Regions from separate parts of the Homo sapiens genome. Here region 1 is linked to region 2. Evidence: chromatin loops called from intact Hi-C (ENCODE). Cell type or tissue: lower lobe of right lung. All regions are shown on one strand. Each heading gives the region's core, and the rest is flanking DNA. Links, peaks and the distances in the headings are about the cores only. Region 1 has its middle 5.2 kb from the start of APOBEC3B-AS1. Region 2 holds the start of APOBEC3A (apolipoprotein B mRNA editing enzyme catalytic subunit 3A).

What was found. Peaks named below come from ENCODE experiments on the same cell type or tissue, not always from the same donor. Only the 100,000 strongest peaks of a DNase experiment are listed, where the experiment ranks them.
Region 1: a loop joins it to region 2, with 3 times the contacts of the local background. A loop is called at or near these places in 9 of 110 quality-filtered maps.

The regions. Positions count from the first base shown.
Region 1 is chr22:38,998,231-39,008,599 of GRCh38, reverse strand. No RefSeq gene overlaps it. Among named protein-coding and RNA genes, the nearest start is that of APOBEC3B-AS1, 5.2 kb to the right of the region's middle. RefSeq lists an enhancer at 9,875-10,369. In lower lobe of right lung, for the core only: a CTCF peak has its summit at 5,338 (motif pointing right); a DNase peak (open chromatin) is centred at 5,249; H3K27ac peaks cover 376 bases.
Region 2 is chr22:38,951,848-38,961,434 of GRCh38, reverse strand. APOBEC3A (apolipoprotein B mRNA editing enzyme catalytic subunit 3A) reads right to left here and starts at 3,826. Exons shown (of 5, transcript NM_145699.4): 1 at 3,715-3,826; 2 at 1,749-1,893; 3 at 1-48. The coding sequence starts at 3,743. RefSeq lists an enhancer at 6,234-7,113. In lower lobe of right lung, for the core only: no CTCF peak of the experiment used is centred there; DNase peaks (open chromatin) are centred at 3,924 and 7,244; H3K27ac peaks cover 2,028 bases; H3K27me3 peaks cover 331 bases.

The DNA of each region.
Region 1 (10,369 bases), core at 1,417-9,416, 46 kb before region 2:
ATGTGTTAATGAAAACTTGGGTTGCTTCCATGGGTGTACAAATACCTCCTTGAGACTCTGCTTTCAATTTTTTTGAGTGTACACCCGGCAGTGGAATTGCTGGATCATCTGGCCATTCTATTTTTAATTTTTTGAGGAACTGCCATGCTGTTTTCCACAGCAGCTGTCTGCTGTTATTAGGTGAAGTGTTCCGTATATGTCTGTTAGACCTAGTTGGCTTATTGTGTTGAGTTCTCTATTTCCTTCCTTTTTTTTCTATCTGGTTGTTCTGTCCATTATTGAGCATTGGGTATTGAAGTCTCCAATTATTGTAGAACTCTAATTCTCCCTCAATTCTGTTCATTTTTGCTTCATACATTTTGATGGTCTGTTATTAAGTGTGTAAATTTTTTTTTTTTTTGATACAGAGTCTCGCTCTGTTGGCCAGGCTGGAGTGCAATGGTGAGATCCTGGCTCACTGCAACCTCCACCTCCTCGGTTCAAGCGATTCTCCTGCCTCAGCCTTCCAAGTAGCTGGAATTACAGGCATGCGCCACAACGCCCAGCTAATTTTGTATTTTTAGTAGAGACGGGGTTTCACCATGTTGGTCAGGCTGGTCTTGAACTCCTGACCTCAGGTCATCGGCTCACCTCGGCCTCCCAAAGTGCTGGGATTACAGGCGTGAGCCACTACACCTGGTTAAAAAAAATCTCTTATCTGATATTAGTGTAGCCACTGCTGCTCTCTTTTGGTTACTATTTGCATTACATTTTATTTTTATTCATTTGGGTGAGCCTGCCTTTAGTGTCTGCCACACTCTCCAAAGTGAGATTCCCAGTTGATATTCCCACTAGTGTTTACTTGTATATTAATAAGGCTGTTCAATTTTGCATATTTTATTGCTTATTTCATTTCTTCTATAAATTGCCTGTGCATATCATTTGCCCATTTTTCTGTTGGCAGAAACCTCTAGCCCAATGCTGGATTGGGGTTTCAGGAGCCAGCCTTTTCTCTTGACTTTGATTTCACCATCTAGTAGATACTTGTAGTAGACTAACCTTTTATCTAGAAACCTTTTATGAGATGAAGAAAGCTTGCTAAGACTTTTGTTGAACTGGGAATGCTTTCTTTGGCATGGCAGCATGCTTCAAGCTCTTAAGATAGCTTCTAAGCTACCTTTGCATCTTCTAAGGCGCTATTTTGTTTTATTTCATTTCATTTCACTTATTTTATTTTTTATTTTATTTTATATTTTATTTTATTTTATTTTATTTTATTTATTTTATTTATCTTAGAGATGGAGTCTTGCTCTGTTGCCTAGGCTGGAGTGCATTGGCACGATCTCGGCTCAGTGCAACCTCTGCCTCCCGGATTCTAGCGATTCTCCTGCCTCAGCCTCCTGAGTAGCTGGGATTACAGGTGTTCACCTTCACACCTGGCCAATTTTTATATTTTTAGTAGAGATGGAGTTTCACCATGTTGGCCAGGCTGGTCATTAACTCCTGACCTCAAGTAATCCACCTGCCTTAGCCTCCCAAAATGCTGGGATTACAGGCAAAATGCTGGGATTAGTGCCTGGTCCTAAGATGCTATTTTAATAGCATATGCTTTCTGTTTTTTATGATTGAGATGGTCATGTGGTTTTTCTCCTTTAATCTATTGATATAGTTGCAATATCATTCTGTTTGACAAGTAGTAGTGGCTTGTGATTTGGATTGACTATCAAAAGAGACGTGATAGGCTTCACCCAGTATGCATTTCCTTGGCTTTAAGAAAAGATACAGGACAGGTGGGACAACGTGTGTAACAGCACAGAGCGGAAGTCTCAGGACTCCCACGTGTAGCTTCTGAGGCCCCTTGTCACTCACGCACACGGACACTTGGTCCTGAGGCTGAGGGAGTGTGGACCTGCCCAGCTCCGGGAAGCCATCAGCTCTGGGGCCTGCAGATTAAATACCTTTCTGTTTTTTTTTTTTTTCTTGAGACTGAGTCTCGCTCCATCACCCAGGCTGCAGTTCAGTGGCACGATCTCAGCTCACTGCAACCTCTGCCTCCTGGGTTCAAGTGATTCTCCTGCCTCAACCTCCTGAGTAGCTGGGATTACAGGTGCGTGCCAACACACCTGGCTAATTTTTGTTTTTTGTTTTTGTTTTTGTTTTTTGAGATGGAGTCTCGCCCTGTCACCCAGGCTGGAGTGCAATGGTGTGATCTCGGCTCACTGCAACCTCCACCTCCCAGGTTTAACAGATTCTCCTGCCCCAGCCTCCCTAGTAGCTGGGATTACAGGCACATGCCACCACACCCAGCTAATTTTTTGTATCTTTAGTTGACATGAGGTTTCACCATGTTGGCCAGGCTGGTCTCGAACTCCTGACTTCAGGTGATCTGCCGACCTCGGCCTCCCAAAGTGCTGGGATTACAGGCATGAGACACCGCGCTCGGCCAATTTTTGTATCTTTAGTAGAGAGGAGTGTTTCACCATGTTGGCCAGGCTGGTCTTGAACTCCTGACCTCAGGTGATATGCCTGCCTCAGCCTCCCAAAGTGCTGGGATTACAGGCATGAGCCACCGCACCCGGCCAGATTTAATGCCTTTTTAGTCAGGGACTCTTCAGTTCCTGGGCTGCTGTGTCTCATTGACTGAAATTACTCATGAATTATAGTTTTTAAAAAATTGTTTTCTATTTTTGCCCAGTTGTAGCATCAGGGTTGTGATAAACCTCGGTCATGATTTGGGAAGCTTCCCATCATTTTCTTTTCTCTGGAATAGTCTCTGTAATGTGGAATGATCTGTTCATTGACAATTTGGTAGAAATTGCCAGTAAAACCATCAAGGCCTGAGGTTAGGTGAGGATTGGTTACCTTTTCAGTGTCCTCATTGATGATCGACCTAACTGAGTGATTTTTCTCCATTTTGTGTCAGTTTTGGTGATTCTTACTTTTATGGAATATTTATGTAAGTGTGCTAGAAGGCCAAGCACGACTTTTCCATCTGCCCTGGAATTGGTGGCCGGGAGTTAAAACCATGGTCAAAGAGAGATTATGTACCTAACATCCTACAGAAAGCTTCAGATGGGTGAGGGTCAGACAGATACACCACAGAAAGACTCACGACAAGGTCTTGTGAAGAGGCATTCAGCTTTGGCCGGGAGACCCCAGCAACAGGCAACAAGCAACGGCTGGGAATTAAGAGGGCTTGGGAAACTGAGTGTGTAGAAAAACACACAAACTCAAGCCGTGTTTTTCCTCTGCTCTCGCACCAACACAACAACAGTCAACACAGAAGACTTCTGTGACCAAATGTGGGGGATTTCTTCCCACCAACAAACAAGCAATCCATTCTTCAGCAGGCACCAGCCAGGTGTCCTCTCAGTCACATCCAACATTGCCTTGAGATGGTGTCAGATCTCACAGGTTGAGGGCCCAGTCCCCAAAACTGCCCCTGCTTTAGACACCAGTAGAAAGCTCAGACATCTGGAGTGTCTGACCAACAGGCTTCAAGTTGAGGTTCCCATGACCCATTCTTTGGGTTCAGTTAATTTGCTAGAGCACTACTCTGGAGGCTGAGGCAGGAGAATTGCTTGAATCCAGGAGGCGGAGGTTGCAGTGAGCCGAGATCGTGCCACTGCACTTCAGCCTGGGCAACAGAGCGAGACTCCGCCTCAAAAAAAAGAAAAAAAGATCATTGAGTTCTAAGTGTGCCTAATTCACACTATGATTTTGTCTTTAACGCGTGAATGATTTAGGAGCGATAACGTGCTACCCTAGCAAGAACGGGAATCGAGCTCAAATACGGACACCACCGTGTCTAGCAGCACAGCCTACCCTGAACTCATTGGAAATCGATATCCATTTGTCCCTTAAAATATTTTAAGTAATTTTGGAGAGATGTAGGAGAATAATGCTTTTTTCTTTTTTTTTTTTTTTGAGACAGAGTTTCATTGTTGTCACCCAGGCTGGAGTGCAATGGCACGATCTCGGCTCACTGCAACCTCCCACTCCTGGGCTCAAGCGATTCTCCTGTCTCAGCCTCCCGAGTAGCTGGGATTAGAGGCAGCTGCCACCACGCCCGGCTAATCTTTGTATTTTTAGTAGAGACGGAGATTCACCATGTTGGCCAGGCTGGTCTCCAACTCCTGACCTCAAGTGATATGCCCATCTTGGCCTCCCAGAGTGCTGGGATTACAGGTGTGAGCCACCGAACCCAGCAGAGAATAATGCTTTTTAAACATTTTTTTAATTTTTAAATTTTTAATTAATTAAATTTAATTTTTTAATTTTTTAGAGACAGGATCTTATTCTGTTGCCCAGGCTGGAGTGCAGTGATGGCTCACTGCAACCTCAAACTCCCCAGCTCAAGTAATCCTCCCAGCTTTGCCTCTTTTTTTTTTTTTTTGAGATGGAGTCTCGCTCTGTTGCCCAGGCTGGAGTGCAGTGGCACAATCTCAGCTCACTGCAAGCTCCCCTTCCCGGGTTCACGCCATTCTCCTGCCTCAGCCTCCCAAGTAGCTGGGACTACAGGCGCCCACCGCCACGCCCGGCCAAATTTGTATTCTTTTTTTTTTTTTTTAGTAGAGATGGGGTTTCACTGTGTTAGCCAGGATGGTCTCGATCTCCTGACCTTGTGATCCGCCTGCCTCAGCCTCCCAAAGTGCTGGGATTACAGGCGTGAGCCACTGCACCCGGCCCCAACTTTGCCTCTTAAAATGCTTGAATTACAGGCATGAGCCACTGTACCCTGCCACGGTAATGCTTTTTAGGGGTGTATTAGTTGGGGTTCAGCCAATAAACAGAACCACTAAGATGTATATATTTTGTTTACGAATTTTAAAAAATCTGAATCTGACCTTATCCAGTTGCAGGGGCTGGTTAAGCAACCCCCATAAAATGTTGTCTTCACTGCCTGTGATGTTGGAGCTTGAAGTCTGCGGCGGGGTGGTTCAAGGGGCCATCAGAAAGGGATGAGGGATGCTAGGTGTGGGAGAGCAAGAGCCAGCTGGAACCCACAGGTCTGAGCTGTGGAGCGTACGAGGAGAGACAGAACCCATGTCATCGTTCTTGCCTCTGACTTTAATTGTGTCCTACTGGGGACCTTCCTCAAGGAGCTAAAGACACACACTTGGCTCAGGATCAGAGACACTCAGGGACCATCTAGGACTGCTCCTGGCAGCTGCAGGCCCAGGTGCTGCTTCACGCCAAGGAGATGTGAGCATGCCAGAAAAGGGCTGCTGCCTCACTTCCTCCCAGCAGACTTGCCAGGGCGGTCTCTGTGGCTAGCCCTGAAATCTGACCGCTGGGAAGGGAGGGCATCCTGACTTAGTGCACACATTACAGAGCTTCCGCAAGGGGGCAGAAGAGCTGACCCCAAACCCTGAGAATTTGATTAGGATTGCATCAAATCTGTAAACTTTTTTTTTTTTTTTTGAGATGGAGTCTTGCTCTGTCACCCAGGCTGAAGTGCAGTGGCTGGATCTCTGCTCACTGCAACCTCAGGTTTAAGCAATTCTACTGCTTCAGCCTCCTGAGTAGCTAGGATTACAGGTGCACGCTACCACGCCTGGCTAATTTTTTGTATTTTTAGTAGAGACCGGGTTTCACCATGTTGGCCAGGTTGGTCTCAAACTCTTGATCTCAAGTGATCTGTCCACCTCAGCCTCCCAAAGTGCTGAGATTACAGGCATGCACAACCGCACCTGGCCGATTTAACCTCTTAATATTAAGTCTTTCAATCCCAAAACATGGTATATCTCACCATTGATTTAGGTGTTTTTAAAAACTTTCTCTTAGTTCTTAGTAGAGTTTTGTAGTTTTCTGTGTATGGGTCTTATACAACTTTTGCAAGATGATTTTTTTTCTTTTTCTTTTTTTTTTTTTTTTTTGAGATACAGTCTTGCCCTGTCACACAGGCTGGAGTGCAGTGGCTCAATCACAGCTCACTGCAATCTTGACCTCCCCAGGTTCAGGTGATCCTCTTGTCTCAGCCTCCCAAGTAGTTGGGACTGCAGGTGCACGCCTCCACATCCAGATAATTTTTGTATTTTTTGTAGAGACAGGGTTTTACTATGTTGCCCAGGCTGGTCTTCAACTCTTAGGCTTAAGCGATCCACCTACCTCAGCCTCCCAAAGTGCTGGGATTACATATGTGAGCCACTGCACCTTGCCTGCAAGATGATTTTTTTTTTTTTTTTGAGATGGAATCTCACTGTCGCCCAGGCTGGAGTGCAGTGGCGCAATCTCAGCTCACTGCAACCTCCACCTCCCGGGTTCAAGCAACTCTCCTGCCTCAGCCTCCCAAGTAGCTGGGACTACAGGCACACCCCACCACGCCTGGCTAATTTCCATATTTTTAGTAGAGACAGGGTTCCACTATATTGGTCTGGCTGGTCTCAAACTCCTGACCTTAGGTGATCCACCCGCCTCGCCCTCCCAAAGTGCGGGATTACAGGCATCAGCCACTGTGCCCGACCATCAAGATGATTTTTAACACTCTGTTTTCAGGGACAGATTTCTGGTGATAGATAACAAACCAATATTCTAAATGGCTCACTATGGGCCAGGTGCTCTTTATAATATATGTAGCTATAATATGAATATGAACAAACTCGTTTAAGCCTCACAACCCACAATGAAGAAGTTGTATTATCATCTCCATTTCATATGACAGACTGAAGCACAGAGGTGCTAAGTAACTTGCTAAATGCCACAATCCAGTAAGTGGCAGAAGCAGGATGAAACCCAGGCAGCCGGCTGCAGAGTTGCCACTCACACTGCTCCCCTTGTGCTGCTTGGTAACAGTGACAAGCGTTCCTACCAGTATCCAATAGCACATAAAATCAGGACTGATGCTCTGTCAATATCAGACTTGACTCTTTTCTTTTTTTTTTTTTGAGACGGAGCCTCGCCCTGTTGCCCAGGCTGGAGTGCAGTGGCACGATCTCGGCTCACTGCAACCTCCGCCCCCCAGGATCAAGCAATTCTCATGCCTCAGCCACCCGAGTAGCTGGGATTACAGGCGCACGCCACCGCGTCTGGCTAATTTTTGTATTTTTAGTAGAGACGGGGTTTCACCACGTTGGCCAGGCTGCTCTCTGCTCTCTGCTAACTCCTGACCTCAGGTGATCTGCCCACCTCGGCCTCCCAAAGTGCTGGGGTTACAGGCATGAGCCACCATGCCCGGCCAGACTTTACTCTTACGTTCAGATTCATTGAACTCGTTCTATAAAAGCAAGATCTCCCCCCTCAGTTGCTGCAGGGGAGAGGGGACATCTTCATCTTTATCTTATAGTATTTCGTATATACAAAGATGTGCACAATTTTTAGAATGAGGCTATGGAACTTTGTTCATTAGCAGGAAAGCCCAATAGCAGGCTAGTAGAGCTACGTGTTACGGGATGAAAGGGAGTAAGAGTGGATAGAAATTTCCTTAAAAACACTTTGTGGCCGGGCGCGGTGGCTCATGCCTGTAATCCCAGCACTTTGGGAGGCCGAGGCGGGTGGATCACGAGATCAGGAGATCGAGATCATCCTGGCTAACACAGTGAAACCCCGTCTCTACTAAAAATACAAAAAATTAGCCAGGTGTGGTGGCGGGCGCCTGTAGTCTCAGCTACTTGGGAGGCTGAGGCAGGAGAATGGTGTGAACCAAGGAGGCGGAGCTTGCAGTAAGCCGAGATCGTGCCACTACACTCCAGCCTGGGCGACACAGCAAGACTTTGTCTTGGGAAAAAAAAAAAAAAAAAAAAAAAAAACAGTTTAAAACAGACCAGGCGTGGTGGCTCATGCCTGTAATCCCAACACTTGGGGAGGCCAAGGCAGGCAGATCATGAGGTTGGGAGTTCGACAGCAGCCTGGCCAACATGGTGAAACCCCACCTCTACTAAAAATACAAAAATTAGCCAGGCGTAGTGGTGGTTGCCTGTAGTCCCAGCTACTCGGGAGGCTGAGGCAGGGGAATTGCTTGAACCTGGGAGGTGGAGCTTACAGTGAGCCGAGATCACGCCACTGCACTCGACCCTGGGTGACAGAGCAAGGCTCCATCTCAAAAAAAAAAAAGAAAAAGAAAGAAAAGAAAAAAAAAAAGAAAAAGAAAACCACCACTAACAAACAAACAAACAAAACAGTTTAAAACAACAAAGACATCAGTTTAATCTCCCCCTAGTAACCATTGAAATACTATACAGTAGCCCATTCTCATACCAGATTGGAAAAGATCAAAGAGACTGAGTAGATAAATGAACAATGTTCTGCAGAGAGAACATGGTCCTGGTGAAGCCGGGTCCCAGCGGCCCCCGGCCCCCTCGCTCCCCTCGTGTCTTCCTCCACTCTGCCACAGTCATCACACCCAAAGCCAAATGCCCATCAACAACAGAACTGGCAAAGTGAGTGCCGGGTATTCACGGGTGGGATAGTGGACAGCAATAGGAATTGACCTGCAACCGTGATAAACAGAATGGGTGAACCTTGCAAACATAGGGTTGAGTGACAAGAGCCACACACAGAAGATTGTGTACTATGTGCTGGTGTTTAGAGCAAGTGCAGAAAAAGCTAAACTAACGTATTGCATTAGAAATCTGGAAAGTGGCTATCATGGAGGAAATGGAGAGAGGATGGGGCCCGCCAAGGTACAGAGGGAGAGAAGAGCCCTGGGGACAGCTGTGACCCAGGACAGGCTGGTGGCGTCCATCCGTCTCCAGGCAGGACCAGGTCTCATAGGGCTTTCCCTGGTGGTCTGAACAGTCTTCCCAGCAGGGCTAAACACTGCGGTGAGGGGGAGATAGTCAGCTTCCGTCACAGGGGCTGAGGCCATGGTGTGTGGGGCAGGTGGGGAGCCCTCCCCAGCACCTCTCGGCCTTGGCCCTGGCATCCTTTCCATGTGGACGTCCTGAGTCTTCCACGTCCTGAGTCTTGTCCTTGGTGTCACCTACAGTCCTAGCCAAGGACTCTCCCCACCGGCTCCCAACCACCCTTCAGCCCAAAGCCTCCCCCTGACATCCCACATGACAGCTGACCAGCCCGGTGCAGGGTCCTCATTTCCTGCAATTTCTGGCTGTTGGCAGTGGAGGGGTCAGGCTTCAAGCCTTCTCGTTGACGTTGACATGCTCAGCCAGGAAGCTGTTCACTGTCTGGGCACATTAAGGACAAGGGCTCCAGGAGATGCTCCAGGTGACCTGGTAGCACCAGTGCATGGCCAGTGGCTTTAGAATGTTCATGGAGAAGGAGAAACAAGTTTCCAGACAGTCAGATTCCTCAAGGCAGAAGAGGAGGGAAGGGGAGGGGTGGTGGTTTGGGTGACTGTGCAAGCCAGATGGGGGGTCCTCAAGCTCAGCCATTCCAGTGTGCTGCTCTCTCCTGAGAGGGAGGGAGGGAGGGAGGGAGGGAGGGAGGGAAGGAGGCAGGGAGGGAGGGAAGAAGGGAGGAAGAAAGGAAGGGAGGGAGGGAGGGAAGGAGGGAAGGAAGGGTCAAGGAAGGGAGGGAGGTGTTGTGGGAAGTCAGGGACCCCAAATGGAGGGACCAGCTGAAGCCATGACAGAAGAACGTGGATTGTGAAGATTTTATGGACATTTATTAGTTCCCCAAATTAATACTTTTGTAATTTCTTATGCCTGTCTTTACTGCAATCTCTAAACATAAATTGTAAAGATTTCATGGACACTTATCACTTCCCCAATCAATACCCTTGTGATTTCCTATGCCTGTCTTTACTTTAATCTCTTAATCCTGTCAGCCGAGGAGGATGTATTTCGCCTCAGGACCCTGTAATAATTGCATTAACTGCACAAATTGTACAGCATGTGTGTTTGAGCAATATGAAATGTGGGCACCCTGAAAAAAGAACAGGATAACAGCAATTGTTCAGGGAATAAGAGAGATAACCTTAAACTCTGACCACCGGTGAGCCGGGCAGAACAGAGCCATATTTCTCTTCTTTCAAAAGCAAATGGGAGAAATATCGCTGAATTCTTTTTCTCAGCAAGGAACATCCCTGAGAAAGAGAATGCGCACCTAGGGGTAGGTCTCTGAACTGGCCCCCCCAGGGCGTACCTGTCTCTTATGGTCGAGATTACAGAGGTGAGATAGACTCCAGTCTCCCATAGCGCTCCCAGGCTTATTAGGAAGAGGAAATTCCCGCCTACTAAATTTTGGTCAGACGGGTTGCTCTTAAAACCCTGTCTCCTGATAAGATGTTATCAATGACAATGGTGCCCGAAACTTCATTAGCAATTTTAATTTTGCCTCAGTCCTGAGGTCCTGTGATCTCGCCCTGCCTCCACTTGCCTTGTGATATTCTATTACCCTGTTAAGTACTTGATGTCTGTGACCCACACCTATTCACACACTCCCTCCCCTTTTGAAAATCCCTAATAAAAACTTGCTGGTTTTTGCGGCTTGT
Region 2 (9,587 bases), core at 406-8,405:
GCGCAGCTCCGCATGGCGGCCGTAAAAGCCACAGAGAAGATTCTTAGCCTAGAAAAGGAAACAGAGTGTGAGGTGATGTGTGGTGAACAGGGAGGGAGCGCCTGGACCAGGTGGGGCTGGGGAGGCGGGGGCCTCCAGCACGAAATTAGAGGGGTCACCAAAACCCCGGTTATTAGGATGCATGATTTTCTATGCAATATTAAAAATATCAGATGTTATGCAAAAATCCCAAGATAAGCAAAATGTTGCCCATTTAAATACAAACAGATCAGGAGCAATGAGGTTTTATTTTGCCCCAGCTCCACTATACACAGGACAGCACTCTCCTGCCAGGCTTTATTAAAATCTTTGCTTTTATTCATCATGATCTATTTGTATTAAATTTGCGTTTTAAAATATTGCATTAATTATTAAATTAAAATGTGTTTTCTCTAATTACTGAGCATTTGGAGCCCCCATCAATTTTGTACCCAAGGTCAGAGCCTTCAGGACCCTCACCCCAGACCCAGCCCTGCAGGGAGGGGCTACAGAGATGGGGGCAGGGAGGAGGGGCCGGCGGAGCCCCGAGGTCATTGGCCTGATGGCCCTGAGTGAGTGTGCTTCCTTCAAGGGGAGATTGACCTGCTCTACTCATCAACTCCCCTACTCCCATCCCATCTGTGGCCCATAATTCTAGAAGCTTCTATTCTGTGCCACAACCTGTGCTGAGCCCAAATGTGATATAGACTTAGGCCAAAATGAATTCCACCAAAAGTAGTGGGGAAGAGAAGACCAGCAGGACTCACTCCAACGTGGGAAGGTCCCTGTGACATGGTATAATTGTCATTATTTTGACTTATAGAAATATGGTATTTACTCCAAACTCCAGAGAAAAGGATTTTCCACTAAGACTAGGAATCGGTCAAGTTGGGGACAGCAGGGCAGCAAGGACTGTGATTGTGATGGGGACAAAGACAGGGAGGGACTCCATCAGCAGTGATGCAGGGTGGAGTGGATGACATGGTTTGTGCTGAGAAGGGGCTGTGGGTCGTTCCTGGGGGAGTCCCACTGCTTAGGCGGTGATGGAGACTGGCACCCTTGAAAGGATGTTCCAAGCAGTGTGTGTGGATCCAGCGAGGCCCACATTGAGCTCATAGAGCCCAGAGAAGGTCCCAGTTTCCAGCACCGGAGCCAAGCATTACCTGGTCTCTCCAGACAGAGGCTGTGCTGGGTAGGGGCCAGGGAAGAAAGTCCCCCGGGCTCAGGGCCCCTCAGCCTGGCCTGGCCCAGCTCCTCCCCAAATGCTGGACATCCCTGCATCCTGACATGGGACCTGTTCTGGCCTTGCTGTGGGCTCCACCCTGGGCAGGACAGGATCCCTGGTCAGCCTCTCCTGCCTCAGTCTCTCTCCGTGCAGGATGAAGCCCAGGAGAGGGCACTGGGGCATCCTGGCCTTGTGAGGTCAGGTAGGCCCTGAGTCCTCAGATCCCACATTGCTGAATTGTTCCTGGTGAGAGCTGTGTCTGTGAGGGGATCCTGGGAGGGTCCTCAGGAAGCACTTTGCCATTGGGCAGACTCAACCCCACCTGGGCATGGATAGTCACTGAAGCCGAAGTCTCCCCCCAACCCCAGGGCCAAGCAGCAGCAGCTGCAGGAAGCACAAGTGACAAACACTGCAGGAAACCACAAGTACAATCCGGAACCTTCTACCTATGAATGTCCCTGGATTGGAAGGGCCCTGCCCGGATTCGGATGGCTGGGTCGGTCACCTGGTTGTGTAGAAAGCCCCTGTGCTGGTCCATCTTGACCGAGGTGCCATTGTCCAGGCGCTCCACTTCGTAGCACAGGTAGGTCTTATGCCTTCCAATGCCATTGTTAAAGTTGGAAGTGAATATGTGTGGATCCATCAAGTGTCTGTGGACAGCCAGGGAAAAGACCAGAGGAGGAAGAGCCCTCCTGGACTGCCCTGCCTCCTCCTCCCTCCCCACACTTCCTCCCTTGCACCCCACCCTCCTTCCCCCTGCTCCGCACATCCCTTAGCACACTTCCAAACCTCCCCCTCTGACCCCTTCTATGGCTCACTGGGAGATCACTGCAGCCCTGGGGCCTGTCTAAGCCTTGTCAGGGTCTCCCCAGGGTCAGCTCAGTGTGCTCAGGCCCTCCGAGGAGGACCCTGCTCCTCTCCCTGGGGTAGAGCTGGGTCTTATTCTGTGGCCTCACCATGCACCCCTGTCCTGGCTCTGCTCACCCACAGCCCCTGCTGGAGATGGACCCTCTGGGGCTTCCTCCTGCCTGCAGGGTTAACTCCTACCACACCGAGCATCGGGACAGGGACACTCCTGAGGGGGATGACTGGGGAGAGGAACCTGCCAGGGACTTCTTTTCGGGTAATTCATAGGATTTTCCACATCCCTTAGGGTGCCCTGAGGTCTCCCAAATGTGCTTCTCAGGCAATTGAGATGGGGCAGCTCAGGACTCCTGGGCTGGAAACACCAGCCCCACCTTGAAGACCTCTCCCAGCCCCTCTCTATGCATCCTGACATAATCAGAATTAGAAAAATCTCTGTTGGGAGGCAGCACAAAAGAAAGAAAGAAAGAAGGAAAGAGAAAGAAGGAAGGAAAGAAAGAAAGAAAGAAGGAAAGAGAAAGAAGGAAGGAAAGAAAGAAAGAAAGAAAGAAAGAAAGAGAAAGAGAGATGGAGGAAGGAAGGAAGGGAGGGAGGGAGGAAGGAAGGAAAAGAAAAAGAAGGAAAGAAAGAAAGAAAAAAGAAAGGAAGGAAAAGAAAGAAAGAAGGAAAGAAGAAAGAAAGAAAAGAAAGAAAAAAGAAAGGAAGGGAGGGAGAAAGGGAGAAAGAGAGGAAGGAAGGAAGAAAGGAAGGAAAGGAAAGAAGAAAGAGAGGAAGGAAGGAGGGAGGAAGGAAGTAAAAGAAAGAAAGAAGGAAAGAATGAAAGAAAAAGAAAGAAAGAAGGAAAGAAAGAAAGAGAAAGGAAGGAAGGGAGGAAGAGAGAAAGGGAAATATTGGAAGAAAGGAAGGAAGCACAGAAGGGAAGGAAGGAGGGAGGGAAGAGAGAGAAAGAAGAAAAAGAAATAAAGAAGGAAAGAGAGAGAGAGAAAGAAAGAAGAAAGAAAGAGAGAGAGAATTGAAGGAAGGAAGGAAGGAAGGAGGAAGGAAGGAAGGAAAGAAGGAAGGAAGGTTCAAAATGTTCCCCACCATTTCGAGTAGACCTGGGCATGAATCTGGGCTCTACCACTCACTTGCTCTGTGTTCTCAAAAAAAGGAAACAAGGCTTCCTCATAGCCAAGCAGTCCTACAAGCAACCCCCTTTTCTTAATATTAGGGAGAACGAGATGACACTGAACATAAAAAGGGCTTAGGCCAAGTCCAGATACATGGAACATTTGCAAGAAATAGTAGATGCTCATTTAAAGACAAGTGAGGAGAATCCCCTCTCTGACCGTCTTCACTGGCTGGGGCACAGCACCATTATCTATTGGGATTTTCAGGCTCCCTGTGCACCTGCCCCGGGAGGTGGAAGGAGACCTGGAATTGGTACCATCGGAGGAGAGACCAGCGCTGGGACCAAAACTGGGAACCTAGAGCAAGAGGCCAGGTCCAGAGAGAGGGTCAGGAGGAAAAGAGAGGCCCCAGGGGTTTGAGGGTGAGAGGTGAGTGCTCATCAGAAAAGCTCAAAGAGGAGGCTGAGGCGCAGAGGTGCTCGGAGGGGCTTCCCATACCTGGGCCCGGATGCTGGGCTGGCTTCCATGTGCTTGTCCCTTCTCGGTTCCTGGTCTGTGTCCTCCCGCTCTTGCGACTTGCTCAAGGCGTGGTGTTAAGATCTTCACCAACATTCTCTTAGGATTCAGGAGCCTTAATATATCATCAGAGCAACCTGGAAGCTGCTGAGTCAGCGATACCCTGCCCCACCCCTTCTCCAGCTCAGGCCGAGTGTGCCACCCTCATTAGCGTCAGAACAAGGAAGTTCTCTGCCATGCCTCTGGGCAAGCTTTGGTTTTGATGTGCCCACTCTGACCACTGAACCACCAGACACTGTGGAGTGACAATGGGGATGTAGAGCTGGCCACACTTTGCTCCCTGTGGGCCACAGGAATCTGGAAGGCAGGAGACCAGGGGGCAGGTGAGAAGACAGGTGTCCACACCCTGGAGAAAGACCCTGAATAACACTCAGCGGTCCAGAGAGCAGGCTCCAGGACAGCCACCCCTGTGTCCTCCCCTGTGGCCAGTGCAGGATGTGCCTGGTCCAGGCTCCCTGGCACCTGCTGCATCCTGTGCTCTCTGTTAGGGTCCTGCATCTTCTTCCCTGGCTGTGAAGATGGGAGACCAGCAGGTCCTGCATCCTCCTATGCATCAGTGTATCTAATAATTGTAAACTAGAGGGAGGAGTGTTTTCATCCCCATTACCCAGAGGAGATGCTAAAGGCTCTGAAAGGTACCTAGAGATCCAGGCCCTCCCAGGAAACAGAGTCCCCAGCAGGGACACACCCCCACCCCCCTGTCAGAAGGGCCACCCTGTGCCCTTTCTCCCACCTCTGGGCCCTGCAGAAATGTGAGGGACACTGTGCTCCTGCCCCAAGTGAGCCCCTGAGTCCTGGCGGCAGGTCTGGCGCCGTCCTTTCCCAGGTCCACCTGCTACACCCAGCACAGCTGCCCCTGGAAGGTGCTGGCCCTGTGGGCCCAGGGGCTGTCCCCTGTCCTGCCTGCTCCCCTGTTCTGGCTCTTACTAGACCCCCCTGTCTTTGGCCAGCAATCCTCCCACCTCAGCACAGTGTCCCTGCCATTTTGGTGGGCGCCACAGACTAGAAGAGGCCCTGTTCTCTGCCGTGAGGACCCCTCCCATTCTGTCTCCAGATGTTGGACTCTTCTAGTCAAGAAGATGTCCCCTGGGGGCAGTCAACTGCCATTTGAGTCTCAGGTGGTTCTGGTGTGAGCTCATCTTGGTGTGTTGTGTGAGTCTGACCAGAGGCCACCCTTCCCAGTTCACACCAGAGGCATGCACAGCTGGACGCCCCGCAGTACCCACAGCCCACCTGGGCCAGAGACCACACTTGTACCAACTTTGGGAGGATCCAACCCTTCCCCAACCCTTCCCGGTGGCTCCTGCTGCCCAGAGTGTGATGGCCTTTCCCCTGGCTCAATAATGCATCAAATGCCCCTGGAGCAAATACACCCCTGGACCCATGGTCAGGACAGCCCCCACATGAGCTTTCTATGGGGAGACCCAGGAGAGCTGCAACAGGGGACAGCGCTTTGTTCAGCATCCCTGGGGCGTCTCCTGCATCTCCTGGCTCTGGGTCCTCAGCCTTGGGTTCCAGGGTCTCCCCAGCTCACCCACCCTGGGCACGTCCTCCTCCCTGCTGCCCCAGCTGGCCCAAGCCCCACTGGATTCATGACTGGCCCATGCCTGCCTCCCCTCTCTGATCCAGACAGGTCCAGATCTTCCAGAATGTCTCCAAATCTGTAAGATCCACTTTATGGCCCATCACAGAAACAGGCACATTGTCTGTTTCTCTTTCTAGTTTTACAAACCAGTCAGGTTAGACTATCAGCACATCTGCACATCTGTGAACCTTCTCATCTGATGACAAAGAAGGCCTCAGACTAAAATGTTTAAAGCAAAGTGGGGCCCAGCTACTGTCCAGAGTTCAATTCTCAGTAACTCACTGTACAAGCCATGCACCCAGGCAGAGCTCCAGAGAGGAGAGAAGACAGGGTGTTGGGGGGTCCCCACTAGCAGAGAGGGAGGCCAGGACCCTCCCTTGCCAAGGGTGGACAGGGGGAGCCACTGGTTGGGCGTCTGCAGCCCAGACATGAGCGGGGAACAGTCTCACTCTAGCCCCTGGACCCAGGAACTTCCATAAGGGCCACAACCTGGAACCTCTGAGTGAGCTCCCCAGGGACTTATGTGCCCTACCCCCTGCCAGTGCCCCCACCGACCACACCCACATCCTTCTGTGCACTAGGGCCTGACTCTCTCCCGGCAGGAATGTCCCAGACACAACTGGCCCCTTCCTGGTCCCCCTGCAGCCAGGGCAAGGCAGGGTCTTCAAGGCATCAGGGGAACCCAGGGGTGGTTAAGAGTGTGCACCTTCCCTAGGCCAACTGTAAGGAAGACGGAAGGAGATTCCACCCTTTCCTGGGGAAGGACAGCCCCTCCCCCATTTCTGTCCCTGGAATGTTGGCTGAACAATCAATGCGATAACTGTGAAAATGTGATAAAATACCAGGTCTTGCTGGAGTTTCCATAGGATCCTGGGGAAGGTCCAAGGCGAGAGAAAGAAACTGGATCCCCAAGGGGGAGGCAGGAGAATGGCCTCCTTAACAGGTGCAAGCTTCCCTGGGCTTTGCCCAGGTCCCCTGTAAGGAAAACTGGGGACAGGGCAAGTGCCCCACAGGGGTCCAGACTGGGTGAGAGGGACAGACCAGTGCAGAGGGACCCTGAAGTGGTCCCTGATTGCTGGGCCACTCAGCCCAGGTCACCCTGGGACCAGAACGGAGGTCCCGCTCGGGTCTGGAGTCCATGCTGCTGTGTATGAGGTCCTGGCTCTGCCATCACTGTGGGGCCCCAACCCCTACAGCCCAGAGGAACCACAGGCTTCCAGTTCCTAGCCCAGGTCTGAGCATTGTCATGGGGCTGCGTCCAGTCCCCTCCCCTGGACCCACAGGGCTCCCAGGTCATAGGCAAAGCTCTGAGATGAGACCCAGGGAAGCTGGGAGTCTGAGGAGCTCGGGAGAGAAAGGGCTCCCTGCTCCTGTGCCCCGCCCCCAACAGAGTGACATGACGAAAAGGACCCTTCCTTGGGATACCCCAGACACACCCAGATGCCCACTTCAACATTGCCCGTGGAGCAGGGTGAGGGGACAGTCTCAGCGTCCACCTGCTCCTCTGGCTTTGATTCTGGGCTCTGACAACAGCCCCGCCCTCCTCAGCCTAGAAGCAAGTGATCGAAAAAACCAAAGGATCTCTCCAAGCAAAGGGGCCAAGCTCGGGGGGGCGGGGGGGACAAAGGGTGGGGGGAATAGGGAGGTGGAGGAGGTGGCTGCACCTGCCCTTGGACAGGGGACAGTGCTGTCCTCCCAGGGTGGGGCCCTCTGTCCCCCATACCCCCACTGGGGTGGCCTCTTTGCCCAGAGTGACTACATGTTGTCCATTTTTCGGTCACTTGTTTCAAGGGGTGGAGCTGGGGCTGTTGTCAGAACCCAGAAATGAAAACGAGAGGATCGGGGTTGATGACGTGGTTTCCCCAGCACTCTTCACGGTAAGAATTGCTGCAATCCTCTGACTTGGGGCAGAGCTGAGGTAGACATCTGGGTGTGTCTGGGAAACCCCGGGGAAGGTTCCTTTCTGTCCTGTCACTGTCTGTGTGTGCTTATGTGTCTGTGTGTGTCTGTGTCTTTGCCACCAGAAGGAGTTGGGCCTGTTTGCTCATGAGCAGCTGTCGAGGAGGCCCACTGTGTACCACATATGCGGCTCCTGAGGTCCTGAGGTGGAAGGTCCCTACTGCATCCACCACCCCGCGGGGCAGAGAAGGAGCCCAGAGAAGGAGGGGCGTCCCACCTCGTGGAAGGCCAGGAATCAGGAAGACCAGTGTCCCTTGTGCTAGGGCAGCACAGTGGGGTCCCTCTCTCTTTCTCCCTCACCCCCATGCTCCTGGTCAACCTCCTCCCACTCCAGCCCTGGCTGCCAGGGCCAGCCCCCCACCTTCTCTATGGGGTGGGACGCTGGTGAGCCACGTATTCACGGGAGGACCCTCAGCACAGAATGAGCCCTGGACAGTCCATGCATGTGACTGACATTGCTCACTTCACCAGCCCATCTGCTCCCTCCCTTCCTGATGCAGGCAGCAGGAGAGGGGCAGAGACACAGACATCCCAGGAGGGAAAACCTTCTGGAAGAGCCTACTTGACATGCCTGGTATCCTTGGCTCCCAGACAAGTCTGGACCACCGATCCCACATGGTAAAAAGGACCCTTCCACAAGATACTCCCAGACACAGCCAGATGCCCCATAGAGAAGGTGGTGGGCAGGTCCTGGTGGTCCCGGCCCCACCCAGTCCTCCGAGGGAAGCATCCACAGCTGTTTCTGCTCCTTGGCCTCCGACACCCCAGTGCCATCCCCGGAGGGCCTGGGCTGCCCCTGCACGGTGAGCTCCGGGCCAGTGACAGCCGGGGGCCCTGCTCTCGGCACCACCCTCTTCCAGGGGTGGAGACCCAGGCCTTGGGTCTGTGAGCTCCTAGGTCTGTTTCTGGATGCAGCTCAGCTCCCTCTGCTATGCACAGAGTAAGTGCCCAGCATGTGTGCCATGGCTCAAGTTTGGGATGTAGGAGTCTGGGCTGGGAGGAAGGGCCTGGCTTCCGCCTCTGGCTTGGGATGGAGAGGGCACCAAGCTCATGGTGTCACTCGTGTCACTTGGCCGTTCACTGGTGCTCGGCAGAGGTTCTCTCGCAGGCTCCTGTGTTTACTGTATGGTGTCTTCCGCTGTGCAGAAATTTCAAATATGGCCCAGTAAAATATATCAGGCTGTCTTCCCTTGGGCTCACATCTAAGACCATGGCTGCTCCACCCTTCCTATGTGTAGAAATTCTTACCTGTCTCTCCACGGTATGTCGCTTGTCCAGGGAAGATTCCATGCCTGCCTCGTGGAAACACCCGGAGCAGAAAAGGCAGCATCCCCGTGGCAGGGAGGCCTGAAGGCCATAGTGTCTGGCATTGTGTGCCTTGTTTATGCCAGCTTTCTCAACCACAAGATTACAAAAGTGTTTTCCTGTATTTCTTCCTATCCTCTTGCATATGTAGATAAATACGCATGTGTGAGACACACATGCACACACACACACACATGCACATACCACCACACATTTGTTGAGCCAAGTGGGTGATGCTCCGTCGAGTGCACCAAGCTGGCTTCTTCCTCGGGGCTTTTGTGCCTGTGCATGGGTCCCTTTTCATGGGCTGTTTGAGCCCAGCTTCTCCCATGACAGCCCCTGTGTCTGCCTCCCACCCGGGCACAGAGCAGGAACAGCAGCCCTGCTCTCTTCACTAGGCAAGCGTGCTGTGCACAGGTAGGTGTTCAATATTGGATGAATAATTCATACTAACAAACCCTGTTCAACCCACCAAGTGTAAACTGCTGAGGTCTCCCAATATTCCTGGGGACACACTTTAGAATTCACAGTTCACCCAGGGCGGGTGAAAGCTTGCTTTTCTTTTTCCTCTTCAGCCACGGAACTTGCCGATGCCCACTTTTCCAATGCCAGCGTGAAAGCCCCAGTGAGTGCCCTAGAGGGGCAGGACACCAGCTGAAGCTCTTTTTGTAAAGTCTGTGCAAACTGCAGCAATCCACAACCATGAGCTTCACCTAATTCTCCTCCTTACTAATGAGGAAGTACACGGGTGGCCCAGAAATAAAGAATTTACACAGGCACTCTCTAATGAGATTTTATAAATTGCTACTCTTAGGCAATGTGACCTAGTGGGCAATAATGTCAGCACCTTGCATTGTGCAATTTGCCAGAGCCCAGCCCATGTCCAGTCCAAAGGGGGTGAAATTTCTCCTTGTGGCTTTAGAGCTTCCTTCTGAGCACCCGTCCA